Linked DNA regions of Mus musculus: region 1 is linked to region 2. Evidence: chromatin loops called from intact Hi-C (ENCODE). Cell type or tissue: left cerebral cortex. All regions are shown on one strand.

Region 1 (2,500 bases), 53 kb after region 2:
TTCTCAGTAAATAATCAGATCCATAATTATTGTTTGATAATGGCCAACTCAGAAACAGAGGCAGGAGGATGGAAGACACAAGCTCATCCTAACTCATAAACAGAGGGAATTGTAGGCCAGCCTTGAGAACATGAAACTTTGTCTCAAATAAGTCAAAGCAAAACAATAAACTATCTTTGAAGATCCTCTTCTCAAAACTCTGCCCCACCACAAAGAACATTTTTCAATTCATTCCAAACAACCAGTACTACTCTTGATAAAAACCAAGATGTGACAAGAAAACTAGTCAGAAAGCAACTTAAGGGAGGTTGGGTTTATTGTGACTCAAAGTTTGAGTATCATGGCAGGGAAGACATGGTGGCAGTGAGGTGGCTGGTCACATAGCATCTACAAGCAGAACATAAAGTGATGGGTTCTAGACTCAGCTTGCTTGCCTTCTTCCCTTTTTTTTCAGTTTAGGACCTGAGCTCACAAGATGGTGATGTGCACAATCAGAGTGGGTCTTCCTATTTTAGGATCTGATGGATCCATAAACGTCGGGACAGGGTCACTCTATCCAACCTGATCGATGACCTTTTATGTATAGTAAAAACCACTAAATTTTATACTTCTAAATAGTGAATTAAAGATACATGGACTAAACCTTATTTAATCCCAGAACTTGGAAGGCAGAAGTAGTTGGATCTCTTGGTTTCAGGCCAGCCTGTTCTACAAAGAGAAACCCTGTCTTGAAAAACAAAACAAAAAAGGCATGAACTGATTTAGAGACCTTTAATCTATCTTGCTTTTTTCCCTATACTTAATTAAGACTTACAATCCACTTCAATAGCTAAGCACAGGATCCCATTTTGGGGGTGATCTTATCTACCCAGTACATCCTACCTGAAGGAGCCTCCAACTAACTCCACTCCAACAATCCAGTTAGTGCTAAATATGTATGTCTACAGCAGCCAAATGAGTGAACTCAGGGTCAGCAAGAAGGCAGGGTCAGGAGTCACTGATCTCACATAGTGGCAAAGTGATAGAGGACTCAAGAGGAAACCCAGAGAAACCTGTCTTCCACCCCACAACTGAGATGGAGAAAAGTGTTAAACTAAGATGAGAACATAGAAAAACACTAGTGGACAAACCCAAAACAGGGAGGCAAAGCCCACCCCAAGTGATGACTTCCTCCTAAAGGCTCCTCCTAAAGGCTCCATAACCTCCCTAAAGAGCAGCACCACCTGCTGGGGACCAAACACAGAAGCCCAGGAGTGATATTTCACACTCAAACACCACCTGGGAAAGTCTACCAGGCTCCCTGGAAAGCCAGGAGAAATGCTCTTCTTGGGGCTAGTTTAGGGTCCCCCAAGAGCAGAATGAGGAAGTAGCCAAAATGAAAAAGCAGCAGGGTCAAGTCTAATGGAAGAAAGCTGCTTTAGGCTTCTCCATTACCTCACAAACACCAAAAGGATACATAATACCTTTTTCTGAGCTCAGAGATGGCTCGGTCAGTAAAGTGCTTGCTATCTAGTAAAGCACAAGCATGAGGACCCGAGTCAGAGCCTTAGAATCATGTTTAAAAGAAAAGAGCATAAGAAGGTGGTGCGCACCTATGATCCCTCATGGATGGATGGAGACAGAAGACAGGACAGTGATCTCCAGTGAGAGAACCTGTCTTCAGGTGGAGAACAACTGAGCAAGAGGTTTGACGTCAACCTCTGTCTCGCCCCCCCCACACACATACATATATGTATACACGTACATACATACATACATATATGCACACACTTTTTTCCCTAAGCAACTTGAAGTCTAGGGAAATATTTCTGAATAAGAGCAAGAAAACTTCCAAAGAGGTATGGTATTTCACACACAATCCCAGCTCTTGGGAGTCAGGTGCAGGACAACAGCCACACGTTCCAGGCAGCCTACGCTGCATCATAAGACCCTATTTAAAATAATAACAATAACAACAACGATACATTCCAAAGCAAACAAAACATGTAAAAGGAGCTTGCTTTCTACCCTACCCTTAAAAAGTGGCTTTTCAAGAACAGCCTGAGACGAGTCCTTCTCCAACACAGACTCTCTACCTCTAGACATGGGACACAGTGCAGCTTCCTCGCCATCTGCTCCTGTCTACATCTAGGATTAAAGCAGCACAGAGAAACTTCTCTGAATTCAGAAGGCAAATACTTTGCAAACAACTCACTGTCTAGACTTGCCTTATCTGACATCCTGCCAACCCAAGAGCCTGCTTTCAGTCATAAACCTTGAGCGTACCGGTGCTTCTATCTCCTGCTCCCGTGTGTCAGGAACACAAGCCAAAGGTCTCAGACAGCTTAAAAATCTCTAGGCCAGAATTTGTCAACTTCTTTAAAAACACAAAAATGAAAATAAATACCACACATATACCCATCAGAACATTAATAATCCCAGGAAAGAAAGTAAATCTATAAGCTCTAGGTTTGGTTCCTGGCACTCACATGGTGGCTCATAACTGCCTGTAACTGTCCTC
Region 2 (2,500 bases):
GCCAGCAGCCATGCTGCTGTAAGCAAAGGAGCAGGCCAGGACTCCGCCTGGTAGGTCTGGCTGTGCTCGGCTTTCCCAACCATGGCTTCCACTGGTCACACATTGAGAGTCTGAGGAGCTGATGTCTGAAAGATGGCTGAGGGATTAGGTGTGAATTTCCTCACCTCTGGAACCTGAAAAAGAAAGTGGGGCGATATTAGCGGGCTTTTTCCTCACCTTGTCCCAGTCCCAGGCTCTGAGAAGAGAATCCCTTGCCCCGTGCAGCACAGTGGAAGTTAGCAGATGAGCTATGTCCCGGGGAACATGAATCTCTTCTGCTTCTCTTTGCCCTTTGGTTGGGATGAAGGTCCCGCAGTTCTTGAAGGAACTCAGAGCCTCACGCGACATGCCCTTGCTATACCACAGAGCAGTGCTTGAGTCAGTTTGGTTTTAGTATTTCCACAGGGAATGAGGCTACACTGAGGATAGAAGTTACGGCTTGTATATGCAGCCTACCACTGAGCTACATTAAAGTCATTAGCCCTAGTAGTAGTCAGTGTACAGGCCGGGGTTTAAGAGGAGGTCAGACGCTGCTGCTCACTAGGAGGCCAAAGATGCCACCTAGCCAATGGCAGAGGAGCTTTTCTGCTCTTAGGTACATTTTGTTGGACGTTCCTGTCCTTATGACTCCTAAACCTTACCCTGGAGAATAGGCATCTGTCTTCCCACCCCCAGGCTGACCTGGAAGCTGGCCCCAGGGCTGGGGTCCCATCCGGAGCTGTGAGTTGTGACGACTCTGGCTGTTCTTGCCTTTGTGGATCTTGAGGGCTTCACTCCAGTCCAAGCTTGGAATTCCTGTCTGCAACAGAATACAATCTCAACCTTGCACAGGGTCAGTCATTCCTTTCCTGCACCCTAGCTTCTTAAAAGAAGCCCTAATCACTGGTGGTCTGCTTCAGTTCCTAGTGATGCTTTATCCTTCCTCACAAGCAGGACCAGATGCACCAGCTGTTCCAAGCAGATGGACCACCTTAGGAAGAGTTGCTCTTCTGTTCGCTCCGCCAAGAAGCCTCAGCCACCCAAATTCAGGAAAACAGTGGCAGAAAGCCCTTGGAAGAAACTTACACTGGTCAGGACTCACATGATGGAAGGAAAGAACCAAGTCTCCCATGGGTCTTCTGGTCTCCACATGTATGTCTTGATATGTGCACATGATATGCATGTACATACACAGGCACAACAAATGTAAAACGAACCAAAAACTCTTTAGTAAGTCACAGGGTTAGATAAATGACTTAGCAATCATGTATATACTCCTCTTGCAAAGGGCTACAGTTGAGTGCCCAGCACCCACCTCACAATCACCAGGAACTCCAGCTTCAGGGGACCTGATGCCCTCTTCTGGCCTGTTAGGAACCTGCCCTCACATGCACAAACAGAAATACACATGACTTTTAAAAGTAAAACAAAATCTCTTTAAAAATCTGAGAGTTACAGTAGCCATCTCAAAACAAAAACCTCCAAGCTGGTCTGCAGTCTGAGCTCCCATAAGCCACTTCACTGGAAAGAAAGAACTGGCTAACTTAGTGCCTTGTCACTAAAAAGGCTCAATTCTACTCCTGGGGACCTCTTAATCTTGTCAATGACCCTACTAAAGAGTAAACTCAGCAAGGCCATTGTGTTGTGTAATACCCACCCACCCATGACCACAGGCGCAGGACTCAGCCAGCCAGGGCCAGTGTCTGCCTGTGCTAGGCCCTTCCCCTACACTGGCCCTGAAAACAAGGGAGTCTTTTCTTGGCAGCATCAGAGCTGATCCTCACTGAGCAGGCAGATGGCATGGGCACGGGAAGCTGTTGCCTGCTGCGGTCAACACTGAGTTTTGGGTGTAAAGAAGAGCTGAGCCAGGGCCTGTCATAATTTTTGCTTCCTAAGCTTCAAGGTTCTAAGGACCAGCTGTCTAAACCATTCGCTGTTCTCTTTCTCCTGGGAAGGCAGAGCCTCCCCTGAGCATGTCCTTCTGTCCCCAGCTATCTCTGAGCTGTGCTCCAGGCAGCCTAAGCCAGCTGCTCTGAGGTGACAGCAGGGGACTCAAAGCAGGAAGAACCTATAGCAGTCCCTGGGGTGTTGCAGAAGATGTTCCAGCCAAGAGGGCTTGTGATAGAATAGAAAAAGTGGCATCAGAGGTAGAATTACCAGAGCCCTGGGTACCCATGGAGGACTATGAGTAAGGTGGACTATAGATTACGCCAAGATTAATGAAAGAATACAAGCCTCGCTGTGCTCCTTAAAAAGCATCAAAGGCTTAATATGTAGCCTTGGCTGCCTGGAACTTGCTATGTAAACCAGAGCTGACCTTGTACTCCTAGAGATCCACCTGCCTCTGCCTCCCAAGTGCTAGGATTAAAGGTGTGCACAACCATGCCCAGGTACTCCCTCCCCCATCCCACCCCCACCCCCACCCCACCCCACCCCCATCTTACATGGACCTGACCAGCCTCAAAAGAATTATGGAAGCATT

Evidence for each region. Peaks named below come from ENCODE experiments on the same cell type or tissue, not always from the same donor. Only the 100,000 strongest peaks of a DNase experiment are listed, where the experiment ranks them.
Region 1: a loop joins it to region 2, with 1.9 times the contacts of the local background. A loop is called at or near these places in 10 of 42 quality-filtered maps.

The regions. Positions count from the first base shown.
Region 1 is chr16:20,288,784-20,291,283 of GRCm38, forward strand. All of the region lies in intron 4 of Parl (presenilin associated, rhomboid-like), which reads right to left. Among named protein-coding and RNA genes, the nearest start is that of Parl, 12 kb to the right of the region's middle. In left cerebral cortex, a CTCF peak has its summit at 1,224 (motif pointing left); no DNase peak of the experiment used is centred here.
Region 2 is chr16:20,235,867-20,238,366 of GRCm38, forward strand. It overlaps Map6d1 (MAP6 domain containing 1), which reads right to left. Exons shown (of 3, transcript NM_198599.2): 2 at 721-838; 3 at 1-173. The coding sequence ends at 96. It overlaps Gm41431 (a long non-coding RNA gene), which reads left to right and starts at 781. Exons shown (of 2, transcript XR_875948.1): 1 at 781-871; 2 at 973-1,646. In left cerebral cortex, a CTCF peak has its summit at 1,377 (motif pointing left); a DNase peak (open chromatin) is centred at 1,852; H3K27ac peaks cover 1,618 bases.